Regions from separate parts of the Homo sapiens genome. Here region 1 is linked to region 2. A link is a loop called in an ENCODE intact Hi-C map of the cell type or tissue named here. Cell type or tissue: OCI-LY7. All regions are shown on one strand. Each heading gives the region's core, and the rest is flanking DNA. Links, peaks and the distances in the headings are about the cores only.

Region 1 (11,056 bases), core at 1,972-9,971, 470 kb before region 2:
AAAGCATTTTAAAAAGGCCATACCTCTGCAAACTGAAACAAGGCAGATGTTTGACACTGCTTTGTAGAAGCATCAGAGTGGGACGTACTTGAAGATATCTGAAAGGAAACAAGCAATTTTTAATATACAATGACATTTTTCCACATCAGATCATAAGATTCTGCCATATATTTTCAACTGTAGACACTGATAAAGATTTAAAAATGAGTCATTACCCTCAATCCCTTTAGAAGAGCAGTATAAATGATAAGGGAAGACAAAGGCCATGTTTCTAAAAACAGATGATTATAAAGAACAAAGACTGAGTATGGCTCATTTGCCATGTCTTTGGTAAGGGTACCAGGTATATATCAAACAGCAGTTAAGGAGACCTGTTGACATAAATTTCCTTACTTAAAAAAAAAAAAAGGAAAAAATGTATATTGTTAAAAGCTGGAGGTTGCAAGTGAAGCCACTCCCTCACTCTCTTCCCAATACCACTCCTTCCAAGCTGTTCTCTAGTTAGAGGCAGCTGTGATGCAGTGTTGGTGAAGCATATGGATATGGGTCAGGGTATCTGGGAGACTGAATCTCAGCTCTGCTACTTACCCACAACATGACCTTGGCCAGCTCAGCTAAACTTTCTAAGACTTATTTTTCACCACTGTAAATTGATGATGATGATAATAATCTGCATTTTAGAGGATTATGGTGAAAAAAAATAAGCCATAAAAGATGTTACCTAGCATGGCACCAGAACTCAATAAATTGTTTACTAAATATGAAAAGCATTTTCTTCTTTCATAGCACCTGCGTCCTCCCACCCAACACAAACACACACACACACACACACACTCACACGTTAGTGTGTGACAATGAATGGAAGAGTCTGCCACCCTACACTTGATTCAACTAGGGGACCTTTTGTTTCCAGTTGGCAATTATGGTAGCTTTCTTCAACTTTGCTCAGAGGAACATGTGGAAATACTTTTCAAGGACATTTTGGGAGCAAGGTGAGTTAGTAATTTTGGTTCCAAAGTGAAAAAAACTTTTTTTCAGCTATAATACAGGGTAAAAGTGGGTCACAGGAGCAGAAAGCCTGGGCATCATAATAACTTCAGCCCATTCCCAATCCCACAAGTCTTTCCTTCAAGTAACTGTTCACCAACAACTCCATCAAAGGGTACTTACTAAGCAGTAAATCCACTTCATCAAAACTCTTTCATCACAAAAACTGCTTTTTCGTTTTAGTTAAACTGGTTAGAAAAACAACAGGGCCACGTAGTTATACATATAAAAGTGATGTTTAGGAATGGGAAAGAATCAGGAGGCTGGCATAGTGTGGCTCACATCTGTAATCCCAGCACTTTGGGAGGCTAGGTGGGAGGAGCACTTGAGCCCAGGAGTTTAAGACAAGCCTGGGTAACATAGCAAGACCTTGTCTCAAAATTAAAAAAAAAAAATTAGTAGAGAGACTGACTGAGTAATTAATTGTATTCACTGCTGAAGCCATCAGGAAAATTTCATTCTACTGTGCTTTTTAATCTGATAAGGATTTTTAGAATAAATATCAGTAAGAAGAACAAATATCAACCAAATCCAATTTAACAAACTAGGTAGAAATAAACCATTTTATCCATTGTAAGATCTAACCAAGTGTTCTGAAGACATTCAAGGATAAAATTTTAGAACTTTTCTTGGTCAAACCATGAATCTTATCATTTCAAGTGACCACCATGTGCAAGTATGACAGAATGCAAAAATGAACCCAGAGAAATCTTCCTGTAATCTTAGGAATTATAAACTCAGTACAACTTATTTCAGACATCACTTTTCATCCCTACCAACCCTCTATAAAAGTTAGAAAAAAATAAACAATTTATATAAGGGGAAATACACAAATATTGTAGGTTATACCTAAATACAATATATTCCTTTAAGAATTAAATCAAGCAGTGAACAAAATAGAACCAGTGTTACAATCCATCCAATTTTGTGAAAAGTATCTCAGAAGTTCTAAAAAAAGGGGGAGGGGGATGTTATTATAAATTAAGATAAAGATTTCAATTAATAACATAAATAGGAGCTCCTGGAGATAGAGACCTTTTATATAAAAGCAATAGGATCAGGGATCTCTCTGGATCTTAGATATGCTGTTAGAAGCCACAAAAATGTACACATGCTAACATATCCAAAATTTCCTGTGAAATTTTAGAGGTATCATTAGATCTTTAGAGGTTCAAGGATCATCTCTTAAGCCGTTCTGCTTTCAAAGTTGGGACCAATCTTATTTAACATGTTTATAACTGCTTTTGACAAAAAAGAGTGCAGGCTGAGCATGGTGGCTCATGCCCTGTAATCCAGTACTCTGACGGGCTGAGGTGGGACGATCGCCTGAGATCACTAATTCAAGAACAGCCTGGGCAACATAGTGAGACCCTGTTTAAAAAAAAAAATTAGTTGGGCATGGTGGCATGTGCCTGCAGTCCTAGCTATCAGGAGGCTGAGACAAGCGGATCCCTTGAGCCCAGGAGTTTCAGGTTACAATGAGCTATGATCATGCTGCTGCACTCTAGCCTGGATGACAGATTGAGACTCTCTCTTAAAAAAAAATAAAAAACAAAAAATGTTCCCCCTGTATAAAACTGTAAAACAGTTGGGCAAACACCAGGAAGGATGACAGTGGTGAAGAATGTGTAGTCAAAGACAATTCAAATGATCAAGGAAAGACCAGGTGGCTTAAAGTTTAAGAAAAAAATGTATCAGTGAGGGCTCATATTGAGTTCCAGAGTAAATTAAGATATTCTGAGCAGTCTTAAACTTTAGACTTGATATCAAGGACAATGTGCTTTTATACACCATCTCTTTGAACCAGTGTCAAGAGACCTATTGAGCTGAACAAGTCTGACAAAAGAAGACTTTGAAAACTGCCAACCTCATGCTAAAGTTTCAATTAAGATGAAAGTGCACTAAAAAAAGAAAAGAAAAAGAAATGCATAGATTAGCTGCATAGCCAATAACCATGAGCTGATTTTGTCTTCTGTTTTATCAAATAAACACATCAACAAATGACTAAATTCTAATAGTAATTCAATATATTCTTAACCTTACTATCCATGAGTAAAAATTAGTAATGAGGTTAATAATATTTAGTATGACTTTAATGATAAGCTTCTATAAACGCATAAATGTAGTTATTTCTTAATTAAGAACTCTAGAGACCCAAAATATCTTTTCCAAAATTTGATTCTATTTTCCCACTTATGGTTGAGCTGAGTAGAGTTCTTCATTGCTTTCAGTTACTGTTATCAGCCCCAATTTAAGCCCACTTTACAATTTCCTCATTAGTTAAGTATCAATTGTAATATATTACCTCGGCAAACTGAAACAATGGTGACTTCTGACGTAATTCAGGAGATTCTGAAACATCAGGCCTGCATGTGCCAGAGGATACCTGAAACAAAGAAAGATATCATATTTTCTTTTGTACTATTTACTGTGTTAGGTAAACATTTAATGCTCTATCTTCATTTGCGATCTTTATTATCAACAACAGTTACAGAAACATCACTTTTTAATCAAGTATTTTTCTCAGGATATACATTTCCTCTTTTATCTCAATGCTAACATTGACCCACTTTTGCATTTGCTTTGTGACAACTGCTTTGGTAGTCAACTGTTATTCAAAAGTCATAGGAAGCTTAGAATGTTAGAGAGGGAAGGATTTCATTATTCCTGTGATCTAAACCTCTCACTTTTCAAAGAGGAAGAAACTTTGACACTTCCTCTCCCAATGCTAAAAAATCCCATCTTTATTAAACACTGATCACCACAAGATGTAAATATTTATTTATTGTACATCCTCTCCCAGAGACTTTATTTAATGCATTATCCCCAACACTGCCTGGGCACAATGTAGATACTCAACAAGTATTTGTGGAGTGAACTAATGAAAGCTGACAACAGTTCTCTTAACCCCAATTCAGTGTGATTCCTTCCCACTTTTCCTGAATAATGAAGTTAGAGAGTCTAGGGGGAAAAATAATCTTTCACTTTAAAGAAAAAAATGAAAGTTACAAATACTTTTTAATAACTTGTTTTCTGATTACAAAATAATCCAAGTTCACTGTTAAAAATCTGAAAAAAAAAAAAAAAAAAAAAAAAACCACTAAAACAAAGAAGAAAAATCACCTACAATGTTACCTCCCAAAGATAAGTACTGTTAATACTCTTATATATTCTTCCAGTTGTGTAATTTTTTAACAAAAATAGAATATTCTACCACAGTTACAGAATGTTCTTTTTTAAAAAAACTTTAATATTAATTTTTCTGCATCACTAAGTCTTCTCTAGTGTAATTTTAATAGCTGCATGTGATTATATTTGATGGATAAATCCTATGGAAAGAGCTACTAGTTACCCAGATTATGCTCCTAAAAACAGTTTCTCACTGACCCTCTTAAGACATTGAGGACGTGTTTCTCTAACAATGTCACAGGCCACTGGGCAGGAGCAAACATTTGAAATTTTAATTGTCACCTTTGGATTTTAAAGAGTAATGGTCACCTTCTCCCAGAGATAAGCACATTAGTGAAGGTGCAGAAGCTTTTATTAATTTGCCACCTGTGGTTTGGCTGCAAAGCCTGACTCTCTTATTGTCACTATTTGATATGCTGTGCCAAATGTCCCACCAAGGAGACACAAAATGAATTAAAAAGGCCAACAAATCCTGAAATTCGTAGCCACAAAAAATTGAGAACTCCTTTATTGGTAGGAATACCAGAACAAAATATATCTTTATAATTTAGAGGTATTTTAAAAAAATCAACTTCTCTGCTTTATCAAAAAATATATTTTTGGCTCCTAGATTATTTGGTAAATAATCAAAATTTTACTTACATTCAAGCTTAGGACTTTTTGAAAATTATAAAATGTCTTCATAAAACTTTAATAAAACAGGTGTGCATAAGACAGAAATCTATAAAATATATTTGGAATTAAACGTATTATTATTTAGAGTTGCTCCACTGCATAAAGTCTATATGACATACATGCTTATTTCAGATCCCACAATTCACAAGAAATAGTGACCATTTATGAGGAGGTAAATTACCCTATGGCTTAGAGTTCACATTAACAGCATGAAGAAAATTCAACTTTCTTTTAAGTGTCATTTATAGATTATTTGGCCACGACAACACATCAAGTCAGAAAGTTTAAAAGTTCAATAATACTGTTTGCAAATCTTTAGGATGGATGGTCTTATATAAAACTTCCTATATGAACACATAATTATGAAGGCATCTATAATCCTGTACATGGTTTGTCAATTTTAGCATGCAATCAAATAAGTCTACACATGTTTGTGCTTATCATGCTCCTGACAAAGAGGGGGTGGCACAATGAATATCTATTAACTTAATTCTCTCCATATGTATGTGAATAGGAAGAATCTCAGTGACCTGGCCAGGAGTACAACAAATGCTATCCAATGGCTAAAATAACAGTAATAGAATCACTAATGCTGTGGATTTTACTCTAGTGGACCATGTCCTCTCTTAAAACCTAGTTATTCTTACTTTAAAGCATTACGGATTTAGCATACATCTTCAGTATAGTATAGTGGAAACAGCACAAAATTAGGAGCCAGGAGAATTGGGAGAGTACTAAGCTATGTAGTTAGCTGACTTGGTTAGCTGACCCTCTAGTCCACAAAAGAATAGAGGCAGCGTATCAGAAGGGGCCAAGAGGGCCGACAAAAAAAAAAAAGAAAAAGGAGGGTTGGGAAGGAAAGAAACAATGCCAGCAGCAGGATAAGACAGAAGGAGAAGACAGAAAAGCTGTAAAGAACAGATACAAATGTTTCATAAAGCACTAGAGTCTGTCTAAAACAAATTGAATAGGGAAAACAGCCCCCAAATTTCTCAAGAAGGCATCAGCTCAATGCAATAATTATTTACAACTATAATTCTAAGTTGTCAACGTAAGAAAAATTGTAAAATATATCATTTATTAAGAAGGCAGAAATCTGTGTGATACAGGTTAGACATATTTCTTCTGGGGATCTAAAATCTCAAAATATAAAAATGGTTCAATGACATGGCAAATATAAATATGAAGAATTCATTATTGAGTACTTGATAAGTAAGGCAACCCATAAAATGTATATATCTGTGGATACACTGATCTACACATGAATTTGATAAAGAAATAAGAAATTCTATCTATATAAAAGGGAGAGAATACTTCCCACAAAAGGCTCCCATTTGAGTAATGTCATTATTCAGAAGGTTCTAGATGTTGTGAAATGTTTAAAATATTGTGCCATATCATTGTGATGTCTGCATTTAAAGTACTTCACTTATTTTTATTAGGTGGGCCACACTTTTTATGGATAAACATCAATTCTGTAATATCTATTCCTATGCTAGAGCCAGTTTACTTTCTAAATACAAAATAGTCAAAGATATTTGTTCGTTAATTAAGAGGAAAGAAAAAATATTAAATAAGTAGTGGTTATTTAATAAGGGAGAAAAAAACCCAAGAAGCTGTTTCTAGAAATAGTCTCTGAAATAATCGATAAAGCCACTAGGTGTTGCTATATGCCCAAAAACAAAAATAGCTAACGGGATTTTTGTTAAGTACATATTCATTTGATTTCCCCAAATTCAATCCTCTCTTTGATTTAGTTATAATTCTCAATAACCATGGAAGGGGAGTGATTAGTATAATTAAGAATTACAATAATGCAGTTTTTTTCACAGGAGCAATTCACATAGTGAAATTGAATACATAAAAAAGTGAACTGGCCTCCTGATATAAAACAAGATCAAGCCAGTTACATGCATTGTGAGTAGTGTGGAAAGCTAGGTTGTTATCATGAGCCTGTCCTTACTTTGCAAAACACAGGACCACAACCATGCACTGCCGGCATGAACACACGGTCAACAAAAGGAGTATTGCACTGGTAGTATCTGAGCCATACGTTCCTACCCTTGCTAATTCAAACATTTATTGATTACTCACTCATTCAACAAATATTTAATAGGCACCTATGACATGCCAGACACAAAGACTGCTACTTTCAAGAAGCTTGTATTCTACTTGTATCTAGTATGTGTTAGGGAATAAAATGATGACCAAAGGAAATGTGCCTAAGCCTTAGTTGCTTGCAACTCATATGCAGGGGACAGCAACATCATATACAAAAATGTAAGTGCATAATGGTAGAATATTACAAGGTCTACAGGAGGACGGAGAGGCAGCCTTCACTCTGTGTGGGAACAGGTGGAAGATAGATAACATCTAAGATACACCTTAGGAAAACCAGTTCTCTCACAAGTGTAGAAATGATACGGTAACAGGAGGTGGGAAAGTATGAAGGTAAGAACACAGTGTGTTTGAGAGAGTGACTTTCTCAGTGTGGCTGAAGAATAAGATGCATTGGAGTATAGTGGGAGAATCTGAATTCTACATGAAGAAGTTTGAAAATTGGGCTGGAGGCAGTGAGGAGCCAGCCAAGATTTTCAGTCAGAGAGATGTGTAGTCAGGTAATTCTGTCAGTGGAGTGCAGGGTGACGCTGTCTGGGGATGACTGGAGGCAGGAGGCTAATTAGAAGATTAAGGAAATAAGCCATTTGAGATGTGAGACTCCAACTGAATCAAAGATGGTAACTGCCAGGCTTCAGTAATTGTCTGGAAAGATGTCAGAGCTGAGGGAAAGGGGTCAGAAACACAATGCCTGTGTTTCCAAGGTAAGTTAAAGCTTTCACTGAAAGAGGAAATTTGAGAGATGGAAGGAGGTTTGGAAGGAGGCAGTGAGTGTCTTTTATGAGAAGAGATGGTTTTGGGGTAGAGGATTCCATCTGAGAGTTAAAGGAGAAGCTGGTTACTAACGCACTGCACTCGGCTACCTGACACAAGCGGTGCACTACATCTGAGAAGAGTCCTGGGCCGCCACGGGGGGCATAACCCAACAGCACCACATAGAGTTGAGCTCTCCCACAAGCAGAATACATGTCGAGTCATCTGGCTAAATGGAAGAACACATCCTTGGTTTTACTCAGGGCATCAGGGCTGCTGGAGTATGGATTTTACCCCATGAGTCAAGTTCTCCTAACATTATAATCTGTGTGGCTGAGCACTAGTATGAAAGTCCAGAACAGACTCCAGGCCAGTTGTAAAAATAACTGCAGTAGCAATTGAGATAACTCCGATCACCTTTCTGCCTCAGTTTCCTCATTTGATAAAGTAGGTACAATGCCACTCTGTCTACTTGCCTTCTTCACAGTAAACTGTGAGAATAAAATGCAACAGTGTACATCAATGTGCTCTCCAACAACCACCTAATTGACAATAACCACACCTCTCTTGTGAAGGATGCCTCCTTTATCTTCCTGCTCTCCACCCTTCTCTTTCGAGCCCAGCTCTCTTTCTGCCCACCTTCCACTCTACCTTTGCCTTCATCTCTGAGAGCCCAACGAGCATACTCAATTTCATCAACGCAGCTTAGGGACTTACGGAGGATGTGTGATTTGTCAATCAAGCTGGGTAAAAGGACCCAATTATCTGGGCTTGAGCCCCACAGTGGACAGATGGTAGAGGCTGGGTTCTACCATTGGATTTGGATGGGCAGGTCCAGCCAAAGTGGGCAGTGAAGAGTGACATAAAGGGGGAGCCACCCAAGAAAAGAGGAAGCTCAGAGAGCCCATTTCCTTTTCAGTGTAGAATTTAAATAAAGTAAGCTATAAAACTATGAGAAGGGAATAAAAGTTTTGATGAGGTTCAGGTAGGAACTGGGGCAAGGAGTTTGGAATTCAATGGATTAAAGTATTCTGGAATAGTCAAATTTAGCAGCCTAAAGGAGGCACATATCTAATTAATTCAAATACACCAACAAGCAGGAACATATAAATAGCCTCATTTCATTGATGTTAGAAATTAGAATAAAGAAAGTGAAAAGTTTCCATTTTATTTAAATCTGTATTTGTTTAAAATTGTTAAAAACTCAGCATTTAAGATGTGGACATAATCATTCCTTTATCCAACAAATATTGGTAAAATTCAACCTTTCTGTGTCTCAGATTTTTGCCTATCTCATCATTTAATGAAAAACAATGTGGGTGTAATTCTAGTATTATGAATTCCTCATTCTACGACCTTTGAGAAGTTATTTCACCTCTCTGACCTAGTTTCCTCATTTACAAAATGGGGAAAATAATAAACCAGCCTCAGAGGGTTCTTGAGAGAATGAGATACTCAATGTCAACTGTGAACACAGTGCCTGGCCCCAGAAAGCACTCACAAAATGCCCCTGCTCTGGCAGTGATGAGCTTCAGTAAGGGTGCAGCACAGGACACAGGACACAGGACACAGGAGAAGTGGCCAGAGCTAAGGTTGGATTGTCAGAGGCTGAATCACCAAGGCCCCTGCGTGCTGCAAGAAGACTGAAGCTAGTCCTCCGGCGTTGGAATCCCAGTTCTGCCACTTTGTAGCCTCACCATCGTGGGCTGTTACTTTACCCTTCTCTGCCTCTGTTTCCTCACCTAATGGTAAATATTTACTTATAAGGTAAATAAGACTTAACTCACAAAATTGTTACAAGGATTAAGAGTTAGTCTTACGGAATACACTTAAGAATTGAGCCTTGGAGGCAATGTTCAATACATGTTAGTTGTGATATAATAACAACTATTCTCCAGGCAAGTGGGTAGACCTGCTGCAGTTTAAATCTTGTCATTGTTCTTGATCCCAAGTTTCTTAGTCTTCTAGAGACAATACTTACATATAATACAATAAGAAAATTTTTTAAAATATGACTTTTATTATACAGTTTATAATAAATTATAAAACTAAATATAATCAGTGTTGTAAGGTATGAAACTAACAATATGGGATATAAGAGATTAGAATAAACAGAGAATTGAATATGGCTCAAGAAATCATGAAGGACTTCCTGGAGGAGGTGACAGATTGATATTACAAACTTACAAGGCAAAATATATTTATTACAGGTTCAGTATCCCCAATCCAAAAATCTGAAATGCTCAAAAAAATCTGAAACCTTCTGAGTGCCAACATAATGCTAAAGGGAAATGCTCACTAGAGCATTTCAGATCTCAATTTTTTGGATTTGGGATGCCCAAAAGGTAAGGATCATACAAATAGTTAAAAAAAAAAAAAAAAAAAAAAAAAAAAAACTGGAACTCTGAAGTACTTCTGGTCCCAAGCGTTTTGAATAAGCAATATTTAACCTATATTTTTGGATTTTAAGAAATCTTGATGCATAAGCTGTAAACATTTTAAAATAGGCAGATCATGGTGAACAAACGAAAATCAATGTGATTTCCTTTTAAGCTAGAAGTATCATGTGAAGAATTTGCTATATCTAAAAACTTGAACCTTAAGACAATATCAGCTTCAGGCTGTCTGGTTTGTTCCCTGACATGCCTTACACATACAAGGCATTCAATAAACACTTGTCATGTAATTAAATATAAGAAAAGATGGCACACAGTTCAGCACTGTTCAATTCTCAGAGAACACGACCTTTACAGTCCTTTTATGGAGGTGTGCCATCATCTATTAGCATCTTCTCCACTAATCTGACACTAACTCAGCTACTCTGCTGACTTTGGACTTCCTATACTGATTTTTCCCAGATATTAAAAAATTGTCTCCTTCTTGAGCACCTGATGATAAAGATAGTAAATTACAACGGTAATTTCTGCTAAGTTTTCAATAGACAAGAACTCTCTCTCTCTCTCTCTCTCTCTCTCTGTGTGTATGTATGCATGTTGCTGGTAAAGCGTATCAGCCTGTGGGAGAAATGTCTGATATAATTTAAACTTGCAAGTTGAATATGAAATGCCTAGAATAACTAATGGCAATAATATATACCTACAAGAATTATTTGCAGGAGAGTTAAAAGTGCCTTACAGCTTTTATTTAATTAATCTTCACTGTAGCCTTGAGATTTGAAGGCAAGCAGGTATTATTAGCTCCATTTCATAGGATGGAAGGCAAAGAAAAGAGTGGCTTGATCAATACTTTACTGTCATTATCTGCTGGCTCCAAC
Region 2 (11,056 bases), core at 1,285-9,284:
CCCAGGTTCAAGCAATTCTCCAGTCTCAGCCTCCCAAGTAGCTGGGATTACAGGCACGTGCCACCAAGTCCGGCTAATTTTTTTGTATTTTTAGTAGAGACGGGGTTTCGCTATGATGGCCAGGCTAGTCTCAAACTCCTGACCTCAAGTGATCCATCCGCCTCAGCCTTCCAAAGTGCTGGGATTACTGGCATGGGCCACTGCGCCTGGCCGGGTATAATATATTTTTTAACTTTCCATGAATTTTCTCTTTGACCTATGGGTTGTTTATTGCATGTTAATTTCCAAGTGTTTAGAAATTTTTCGGTTATCTTTATGTTACTGATATCTAGTTAAATTCTATTATGCTTAGAGAATATATTTTGTATGGTATCAATTTTTTAAAATTTAAGTTTTGTTTTGTAACTCAGGATATAGTCTATATTGGTGATTATTCCATGTGCACTTGAAAAATTGTACTTTGCTTTATTTGATGAAGTTTTTCATAAATATGAATTTAATCCACTTAGTGGATACTGTTACTCAGTTCTGCATCCTTTCTGATTTTTGTCTGCTTGTTCTGTTAAATACTGAGAGAAACTGAGGTTGTCAAATATAATTATGAGTTTGTTTCTCTTTCTTTTCTGTCAGTTTTTGCTTCACATATTTTGATGCTCTGTTGTTATGTCCATATTCATTTTGAAGTGTTTTGGCTTCTTGGTAAATTTATCTATATTAATGTAATATCCCTTCTTATCACTTTAGCTTTCCTTTGATTAGTGTTTACATGATATACTTTGTCCATCCTTTTACCTTTAACCTGCCTACAGTTTTTCTCTGTAAATCTTTCCTGACAATCTCTATGTGTTTAGACTATGTACCTTTAATGTAATATTGGTATATTTGGATTTAGGTCTACAATTTTATTTTATTTTTTCTATTTTTCCTTTTCCATATTCTGCTATTCTGTTTCTCCTTTATGTCCTTCCTCTGGATTATATAAACTTTTGTAGTATTCCATTTAATTTATCTATTGTGTGCTTGACTTTCTCTTTTTTTTTTTTTTAACAGTTTAGGTAGTGGTCAATCAAGAGGTATGCATATTTAATTTTCATGATCTCTTTAGAATCTATATTTTACCACTTCAGTTAGAATGAAGAAAGCTTAGCACCATATAGGTCCTTTAATATTCCTCAATTTATGTTGTACTTTCCCCACATATTTCACTGATGTACATTAAATAAATCATCAGATAATATGACAATTTTGTTTTTATCTATCAAATGTATTTTTAAGAGCTCGAGAAGTTATATTTACCCAAGTATCTACCATTTCTGTTGCTTTCTCTTTATTCCTGATATTCAAAGTCTTCCTTTTACTTTTCATTTTACTTTGATCTGAAAAACTTCCCTTAACAATTCTTTTGGAGTAAGTTTTCTAGCAACAAATCCTCTTGGTTTTCTGTCATGTGAGAAAGCATTTATTTTTTCTTTATTCCTGAAGGAAACTTTTGCACTTGAAAATGTTGAGTCACTTCTTCGTGGCCTCTATGATTTCAGTTTAGAAATCCACTGTCATTTGAATTATTGTTCCCATTTTCTAGTTAATGTCTTTCTTTCTCACTGCTTAAAAAAATCTTTTTTCTTTATTTTTAGTTTACAGATGTTTGATTATAATGTATCTTGGCATGGAATTCTTTGCGTTTATTCTGTTTGGGGTTGACTAAACTTCTTTAATCTGTAAATCTGTGACTTTCATCAACATTAGGACATTTTCAGCCATTATTTCTTCAGATATTTTTCTGCACCATCCTCTTTTTCTTTCCTTATGGGATGCCAATTCCACAAATACTAGACCAAAAGGTACCGTCCCCAAGTCCTCTTTCCTGTCACTTCCATTCTATTATTGAGCCTATCCAGTAAGTATCCTGCCCAGTCTTATATTAGCCTCAGGTTTTACATTTTCAAACAAGTATTTTTTTTTAATACATGTAGCCAGCCAGTTAGATCAATAAGGGAAAACTATGTGTGCATGTTGTGGTTTGTGAACATGTCCACAAACTTTTTATCACTTTTTTTTTTTTTTTTTTTGAGATAGAGTCTCACTCTGTCGCCTAGGCTGGAGTGCAGTGGCGTGATCTTGGCTCACTGCCACCCACACCTCCTGAGCTCAGGTGATCCTCCTATCTCAGCCTCCCAAGTAGCTGGGACCACAGGCATGTACCACCACACCCAGCTGATTTTTTTGTATTATTTTTTGTAGAGATGGGGTTTCACCACATTGCCCAGGCTGGTCTCAAACTCCTAGACTCAAGCTATCCGCCTGCCTTGGTCTCCCAAAGTGCTGGGATGACAGGCATAAGCCACCATGCCCGGCCTAACACTTTTTTCATCAAAAGGTTTGCTTTAACTACCCTCCTCTTTAATATTGTTCAGTGTTATATTTGTCATTTGCATCTGACTAATAGAATGCATTGAAAAGTAATGCTGTGTCACTACCACCACAGTCAGGCTAAAAAAGTCAGCAGCTTCCTTGTGGCTTTCCTTCTTGAGAAACTCATCATTGGAAATTAGCCACCATGTTGTGAGTGCACATATAGACAGCACGTATAGGTGTTTTAGCTGACATCCATAGCTAATCCAGAAGATGCTTGGCACATTATCTCTGCCAAGCCTTGTCAAATTTCAGATTTCTGGGAAATATAAATATTGCTATTATTTTATGTCACTAAGTTTTGAAGAGGTTTGTTACATAGCAAAAGGTATCTAGACTTTTGTGAAATAGAAGCTGAGTGTTTTGTTAAGCTCTGTTTTCTCTTGCTATGGAAGGAGTTTTATCACTTACTGTAGGAACAAAATACATATCTACTTATTTTATTGTTTTGTAATTTTTAAAAGATTTGGAATGAACTTGATGTATTGAGTGGATACTGTTTTGAATTGCCTCTTTTGAACTGTGACTGCATACTATGTACAGCAGAAAGGGCAAAATGAATATTTGGTAAGCAGGTAGGTAGACTATCAGAGATAGGATTGATCAAAGCTGTTTTTTTTTTTGTTTTGTTTTGTTTTGTTTTTTTTAATGCATTGAGCCTTTTGGCAGACTGCTAAAGCATATGGTGTTCTTTTCACTGTTTTTATACTTTGCTCTGAGGACACGATGGTCTAATGACCATGACCACAGATCTCTACAAATCAAGGCAAACAAGTGGCAACTATGCTCTTGCTTTCTGTTATGGTAATGATATCAATGTTGCCTCTGATAGTTAAATGCTACTAGTTGTTCTCCACTATTATGCAATTCTACCATCCCCACTGACACTAAGGATTCTAGTCCCAAGATAGCATCTACCCCAGTCAATCCTGGGCTACAAAGTAGAGTCACCCAAGAGTGTCTCAGTGATGCTGGTGTCCCCCTCACTGGTGCATTCCTTGCACCCTAAAGAAGGATGTGTCTTCCCTTTCCACGGAACATAATCAGGCAGTAGGTTCTCATTGCTCACATAATTAATCGATTTAAAGATGCCCATTTGATGATCATTTTGTTCCCTTTATCAACTCCCTGAACACAATCTGTCATCTCTAACTCATTTATTGTAAGACAGTGTCGTGTCCAAGCTCAAAAGAATCATTGCAGCGTCATCTTAGAACTGGCTCCAGGTGTCCTTGCTAGTACATTAACTTTTGAGAGAGTGCAACCATGTTAATCATCTGCCCCATTGTGAGGCTTATATTATGCCCCATATCCTCAGGTCTATTATTCTCAAGATCCACTCCCAGCTTTTGTCAGTACACATGAGCCAGGATTTGCAAATCTTTTGGTAAGCTATTTACTCTTGTAGCAAGAAGTATTCTTCCTTGCTTGGACTATGCTGAGGTCTTTAGCTACTGGCCGGGAGTCAGTGAAGGGAAGGGGAGTCAATGAAGGGAAGTGAGGGCAGGCCTTAAGCATTATCTTACAAGCATCTACTTTAAGATCACTGCATGGTCTCCTGGCAATAGAAGGCTGCTTTTCTAGCAAGGGGCAGAGACTACTTTTGATGACCTAGAGTTTAGGATAAGCTGGGCATTCTAGGCTCTCAGTCATACCTACATATCCCGTTCTTTTCATTACATTTACCCCATACCATTCAAGTGATATAGATGCAGCATACGCCTTTCACCTGTACCACATCCCAATATGCCATAGATAAGCCTCTTAGTCATTGTGAGGCCACAACAATCTAGGAGTTAGCTCCTTTCCCAACACTTGCCACATGTGACAGTTGCTATCTGACTGTTTAGTAATTCAGTTTCAAAGTCTATAATGAGGGGCATTTTTCTAGAGCCTCTTCCCACACCAATGCTTAAATTGGATTGTCATGAAATCAGAGGCTGAGATAATGACTTGGTGCAGGTAGTTTATTTGGGAGATAGTCCCAGGAAACAGAAGTGAGACAGTGAGGAGAATAAGACAAGAAAGAGAGAAAAGCCAATAAATCTTACTGTGTTGGTTGCTGCTGAGAATAACTGGAACTCAATGCTACTTGCAAACTTCGAAGTTTATAGAATGTGCCTCAGAATAATCTTGCTAAAGAACTCGAGACTGGTCTGTTTACATAAACACTACTGTTTAGCATGGTTTGAGTGTTGTCCCCATGGTTATTAACCCTCCGCACTTCTGAGCTGCACCTTGCATCTACTGAGTGACCTTCCAAGACTTCAGATAAATCTTTAAAGCAAACAAAACAAAACAAAAACCACAGAGATGTCATACCTGCAGAGAGTCGCTGATAGTATGCATGGAATTGTTTATGTCAGCTGCACTGAAATCAGATGGACTGAGTAGAAATGGCTTTGGGCACTACCAGTGTCTATCATACCTACATTTATAATGGAAGGAAATGCTAAATTTCAGTTTGAGGTTAGAATGGAATTTCTTTCCATCTAAGCTAACAGAACTTTTGGTATCCCATGAAAACCATGTCAAAAACTCTAGGCCTAGATTAGCTGTGGTGGCTCACGTCTATAGTCCCACCACTTTGGGAGGCCAAGACAGGTGGATCGCTTGAGTCCAGGAGTTCAAGACCAGTCTGGGCAACATGGTGAAACTCCATCTCTACAAAAAAAACAAAAATTAACTAGTGGTAATGGCACGCCACCTGTTGTCTGTGGTCCTAGCTACTCACAAGGCTGCGATGGGAGGATCACTTGAGCCCAGGAGGTGGAGGCTGCAGTGAGCCAAAATGGTGCCACTGCACCTCCAGCCAGGTGACAGAGTGAGACCTTGTCTCAAAACAAAAACTAAACCAAAAACAAGACAAACTCCTGGTCTAGAAGCTCAGTAATTGTGCATTCTCTTTCCTGGCATACTGGAAGCCTCATTCTTCATCTAAGTTGATCATGTGACTGGGTTCTAGCCAGGCTAGGGGACAGAAGCAAAGTATACTACTTCCAAGCCTAGCCCCTGAAATTATGCCACTCTTTACTTGACAGCCAAGAGAAAATTCAGTGTGAAGATGATGGAGTGACACAATAGAAGGAACCTGAATCACTGAATCATCACTTGGAAGAAAGCAGCCCAGACTAGTTACCCAACTCCCATCAGACAGTGACCAGAGTGAGAAATAAGCCTTGTGTATGGTGTGTGTGTGTGTGTATGTGTGTGTGTGTGAATTCGTGGGTATTTGGGGTTGCTTACTTTAGCAGATTATATTACTTTAGTTGACACAGTCAATGTGGTATCTTACATAAGATCGATACTTTCCTGATTTGTACTGCACTTTGGTCATTGAAGAAAGTATTAGTTATCACCTCTTTACCTCATAGGCATATGATGAAAATGGACAGAATCATGTTTGTGGTTTGCTTTTAGCCTTTTAAGGACTAGGCAGATGGTTAGCTCAAAGCAGTGGTATAATTATTTCCAGATAAATGATTCCTTTCCTCCTAGTTAGGGAGAATCATCCATTGCTATTTTGCACTTGCTGAACACAACTTGACAAAGAAATCCTCCTTCACAATCCCCAGATAATAAATGTGAGAGAAAGAACCAGTATGAAATACTGTCTGCTTTCTCTTTTATCATGGCTGGTTAAGAAAATGTCCTGGATATAATACATAGGAAAGACACACAGATAATCACTCATATTTTAGATGAATAAAAATGAAGCTTGTTTAATAATATGTCTTATCATTAAAAAAACGCAGAAGGGTACTGTCTATCCAGTGTCAGAGATGGACAGTGACAAAGAAGTAAGAATACTCCCTCTTGTGGTTCTTGAGAGAAATAATTCCTGCTACGAGATCATGTTGAGAAAACAGAGATACTGGATTCAAAGATCACTTCAGTGGATAATTAAAGCTTATCCTTTTCACTGTGACCTGATTTAATGAAGCTAAGTAACCATTTTAGGCTGGGTTGGTGTGGCTCTTCTGGAGAGTGTGAGCTTGCACCGCTAACCTCAGGGGACAACTAAACATGTGACAGGAGGAAAGGACTCTTCAACCTGAACTGGAAAAGAGATGCTTTCTACTTGGATTTTTTTCCCTGAAGGGTAAAAGAAACAGTCATTGTCACTAAATTTCCTTTTTCTCTAACTTGGATCTGGTTCCCCAATGTGGCCATGTACTTGCACTTGGGGAAGCTTTGATTTAAGAGGAGTGAATTTGGTTTGGCACCCTATCTCCTCTAAAACACAGCTCATGCTATTATTTTGTGTGGGGGTATAAATGTGTTTCTCTGATATATGCTTTTCCCCTTTTCTAGGTGGAATCTTACTTAGCAGCTTTGTTTTTCTCGAGGGAGAGTTGATGCCCCCAAATAGGAATTTCCTCATTTCTTAAGGAGTAAAATAGGATGGCACAACTGGAAGACAGCACAGATCCAATGTCAGCAAACATTTGATGTGCAGTTGTGATTTGTTTCTCACAATTGGTATCCCTTACTTTTTGCTGCTAGTGTTTCACCATTAGAAATATGATATCCTCCAGTTATGAGGACGGTTGACATCTGCATGGGAAATCAATATCATCTATCTATCTATCTATCTATCTATCTATCTATCTATCTATATCTATCTATCTATCTCTATCTCTCCCTTTCTCTCTGCTTCTGTAGTTAAGAAGTACATATTGTTCTACTCTGCCCAGAGAGGTCCTGATTTATGCCACTGTCTCATTTGGTTTAAGATTTGTTCCTTTTTCATTTTTTCCAATGAAGAATATAATGATTTCAATTTTATTAATCACAAAATGTAACTTTAAGAACACTGGAGGTAATCTTATTTAAAAAAGATTTAAATATTATATTAAAAAACACATTCTTCAGAAAAATACCAGACATGATGTTAAAAGCAAAGAAACTGATTAAAATGCATTAATGTGTACCAAGAATAATTGTTCAACTTTTAGCATTTTAAATGTTCAACTAATCAATATAATAAATTTTTAAAAATTTTTGCAGCCTCTAAGATGGCCCCAATGAGACTCACCTCCTGATATTTATTGCCTCGTGTGATCTCTTCCCTGGCAACATTGAGGGCATATCATTTCCCTGATCCAAGTTACAAAAGACTGTGATTTCCATCTTGCTAGTTGACTCTCCCTGTTGATTTCTCCACATAATGCTTTAATGAAGCAAGGTGCCAGGTTGAAGAGGTCCCTTTAGCAAGGAATTGATGGTAGCCTCTGGTCAATAGCCAGTGAGGAACTGAGACCTTCAGTTCAAAAGCCTGTTGGCTGCTAACAACTAAGTGAGCTTGGAAGTGGATCCTTCCCCATCCAGCCTTCAGATGAGACCCCAGCTTTGTGAACACAGCCAAGGAGAGACCTTAAGACAGGCCCCAACTAGACGTGCACAGATTCCTTAGACATACACAGATTCCTAATCCATACAAACTGTGAGATAATACATATGTTTTGTCCTCAGCTGCCAAGTTTGTGGTTTATTTATTTATTGCACAGCAATATATAACTAATACAAGCTCAATCCCTTATCCCAGCCCAAATCCATTTCAGATTTTAACTTCACTGGGGTGAAGATTGAGCCCAAAGTGAGGCTTAAGCAGTTCTGTATTACCCCAAAGGTATAATAAGTATGTATTTAAAGATCAAGCAAAATAGAGGTAGTTTTTTTGGGGGGGATTTGAAATTTCAAATTCAAAATAATAAGCAAAAACACATTGGGGCTGGGTGTGGTGGCTCATGCCTGTAATCCCAGCACTTTGGGAGGCTGAGGCAGAAGGATCACTTGAGCCTAGGAGTTTGAGATCATCCTGGGCAACATACGGAGACCCCCATCTCTACAAAACATTACAAAAAAAATTAGCCAGGTGTGGTGTCCTGCGCCTATAGTCCCAGCTACTTGGGGGCGCTGAGGCGCAAGGATTGCTTGAACTGAGGAGGTTGAGGCTGCAGTGAGCTATGATTGTCATGCCACTGCACTCCAGCCTGGGTGACAGAGCGAGACCCTGTCTCAAAACAAACAAACAAACAAACAAACAAAAGAATCATTGGGGGAGTCATTATGAAAAAAATAAGGATTTTGTTGAAATGCTTCATATATATTTTATGATTAAATATTATTTATATTTACAATTACAGTTAGGGACACCACAATCTTTTTCATACCTAGAACCTCTAAAAATCTTAAAATGACTTTAGATTCTGGCATGGAAGAGCCAACACTGAAATGGACTTGAAAGTGCAAGAGGTTTATTGGAGGAGAAATGCCTATGAAAGATAAAACGGAGAGGAAGCAAGAGTGGGGAGGAAAAACCTTCATATCACGCTGTTGCTCTGACATGAAAGGAAAGAATGAAGAACTCAGATAGGGCAGGGGGAACCTCAAACCGTGATGCAGACTTGACAAAGTCTCAACCAATCCAACAATGGGCAAAGATTGTGAGCAAAGATTACCATTTGAGGAGTCTCACATGAGGCATTAAAGGCCAGGCCCTCACACCCACAGTGTGCCCAGTAATTGGCTGAAGCTTCTCAGGAAGAACACAACCTCAGCTAAAGGCTGAGGCATATCTTGGAGGTGCTAATGGTTGGCGAATTCTTGTTTAACGGGAGATTCAAGGAGCGCATATCCATGGCTGCCACAGGGCGTGGCATATTCATAGCTCTCCTCTGCTAATTTAATCTGTCTCCTGCTTATCCCTGAAAACTTACCTTGTTTTTGGTTTCTGTTTTTGTCTCTTTTTTTCTTCCCCATGGATTTTCTGTTTCTCTACAACTTAATCTTGCTTATGGCACTAATTTACCATTTGGGCCCCCGGGTGCCACATCGATTTAAAGTTTGGCTTTTCCTAGCAAACTGACTTAGTACATGTTCCACCTTCAAATTCCTAGGTAAGATAATTTGGTCAGGTAACCATACTGAGGCCATCAACTCTAATGGGAAAGGAGGGCCAAATTATTTGAGACACAGCTATTCTTTAGAGAGGCTACTAACAGAGTAACGGACAATTTGCTAATTTCTGTGGCTTAACATAATACAAGTTATTTCATTCACATGAGTCTAATGCAGATGTTGGGCAGTCTTCCTGAATGGCTCTCCTCCAAGTGCTGCTGTGTCAGAGACTCAGGCCTTCTCTCCTTCATAGAAAGCTCTGATATCCTCAACAAGGGCCTTTACTGTCGCCTCAGAGTGATGGATAGTGTGAAGAAGACACGTCTGCTCTCAACTGCCTCAGGCAGGAAGGCACACATCACTTTTGCTCACATTACATTGGTGCGAACTTGACATATGTTCCCATCTTACACACAAGAGGGCTGGAAATGTAGCTTACCAGTATCCCCAGGAGAAAACAACAACAACAACAACAACAACAACAACAAAACATTTGATAAGTATCATATAAGCTATAAGCTTCTGCCATAGTTTGCCCTTTTGGTCATCAAATACCAATTTCATGCTTCCTCCCACACATAGAATAAATGAGCCCCTTTCTTAAGTGGAAAACACAAGATCTCATCGAGTCAGTCCCTGCTTCTAGTTCTAGGTCCAAGATGTTCAAGTGATGTGAAATTCTCTCCTTTAGTCCTAGATGTGGCTCCTTATGGTTGTGTAGCCCATGATCTGAAAAGACAGTGATCAGTTTGCTACCCTCCATCCCCAATGCACAGTTAGTAAAACAGGCACAAGACAACCTGTAAATATTCTCATTAAAAAATTGGTAGAATGAAAGACACAGGAAAATCATTAGGCTATGGCAATTCTGAAATTCCACTTAGCCAATATTGTGAGGATTTGTCAGTCTGGAGTAGGAGAAGTCCTTTGATTAGTGCCAATTTCTACTGTCCTTGAGAATTTTTTTTTTTTTTTTTTAGTCTGTTGCTTTCTGTGACCCCTGGCTTTGCCCTCTAGCAGTTTCTTCCAAGTTTATTATTTTCCATGGCCTTCTCTGAACTGGGTATTAAGTGTAAGCCCTCTTTGGGAGTTATACAACTTTCCTAACTTTATTTGTTCATGGAAGTTAAAGGCTCAAGCTTTTTGTAAGTCTTGAAAGTCCGACATTTTAATTTCAGACTTCTGGTACTGGACAATGTATTTCTCAAAAAAATGTAGTAGCTTTCTACTTACTCATTTTCATGTGTTTATCAAACCCAAAGTACCTTCCTAGATATAGTTCTCCAGGGTGCTTTACTTTGCTTCTTCAGCTCACTGTCTCACATACTCAACTTAATGATGGCAACCTTGAAGCTGCCAGGCTAGAGTGGGAACACCAGTCTTAATATCTTTTTGCTGAAAGGCTGAGTCATTCTATCCAAGAGGGTACTAGGCTTCCCTCTAGGCTTCGTGTCTGTTTTTAAATATCATCTTCTATGATTTCAAGTTCAGAAATAGTTGACTTTTCCACCCAGCCAGCCCTTGACTTTCTGTACTCCTCATTCCCTTTAAAGTCTTTCCCCAAACTGGCCAGTCCTTTCCTGAGCTTTTTTCTTGTAATACTTTGCTGCCAGCAGTCAGTAACAACCAACGCATGCTATTCATTCTCCGTTTTCCAACCTCTCCCCGTAAACCTACTTGCTAAGTAGGTATGTAGTACGCCTTCCATTTTATGGCAGATGACAATTTTAATAGATATTAT

What was found. Hi-C counts contacts between places; a loop is a spot of excess contacts. Peaks named below come from ENCODE experiments on the same cell type or tissue, not always from the same donor. Only the 100,000 strongest peaks of a DNase experiment are listed, where the experiment ranks them.
Region 1: it touches region 2 in a loop (2.0-fold over the local background); 6 of 110 quality-filtered maps call a loop at or near these places.

Annotation. Positions count from the first base shown.
Region 1 is chr3:107,737,007-107,748,062 of GRCh38, reverse strand. It overlaps BBX (BBX high mobility group box domain containing), which reads right to left. Exons shown (of 18, transcript NM_001142568.3): 8 at 3,353-3,433; 9 at 24-98. Among named protein-coding and RNA genes, the nearest start is that of LINC00635, 140 kb to the left of the region's middle. In OCI-LY7, for the core only: CTCF peaks have their summits at 6,365 and 6,566 (motif pointing right); a DNase peak (open chromatin) is centred at 6,582.
Region 2 is chr3:107,267,158-107,278,213 of GRCh38, reverse strand. All of the region lies in intron 1 of DUBR (DPPA2 upstream binding RNA), which reads right to left. Among named protein-coding and RNA genes, the nearest start is that of DUBR, 32 kb to the right of the region's middle. In OCI-LY7, for the core only: CTCF peaks have their summits at 4,924, 5,125, 6,027 and 6,231; a DNase peak (open chromatin) is centred at 6,223.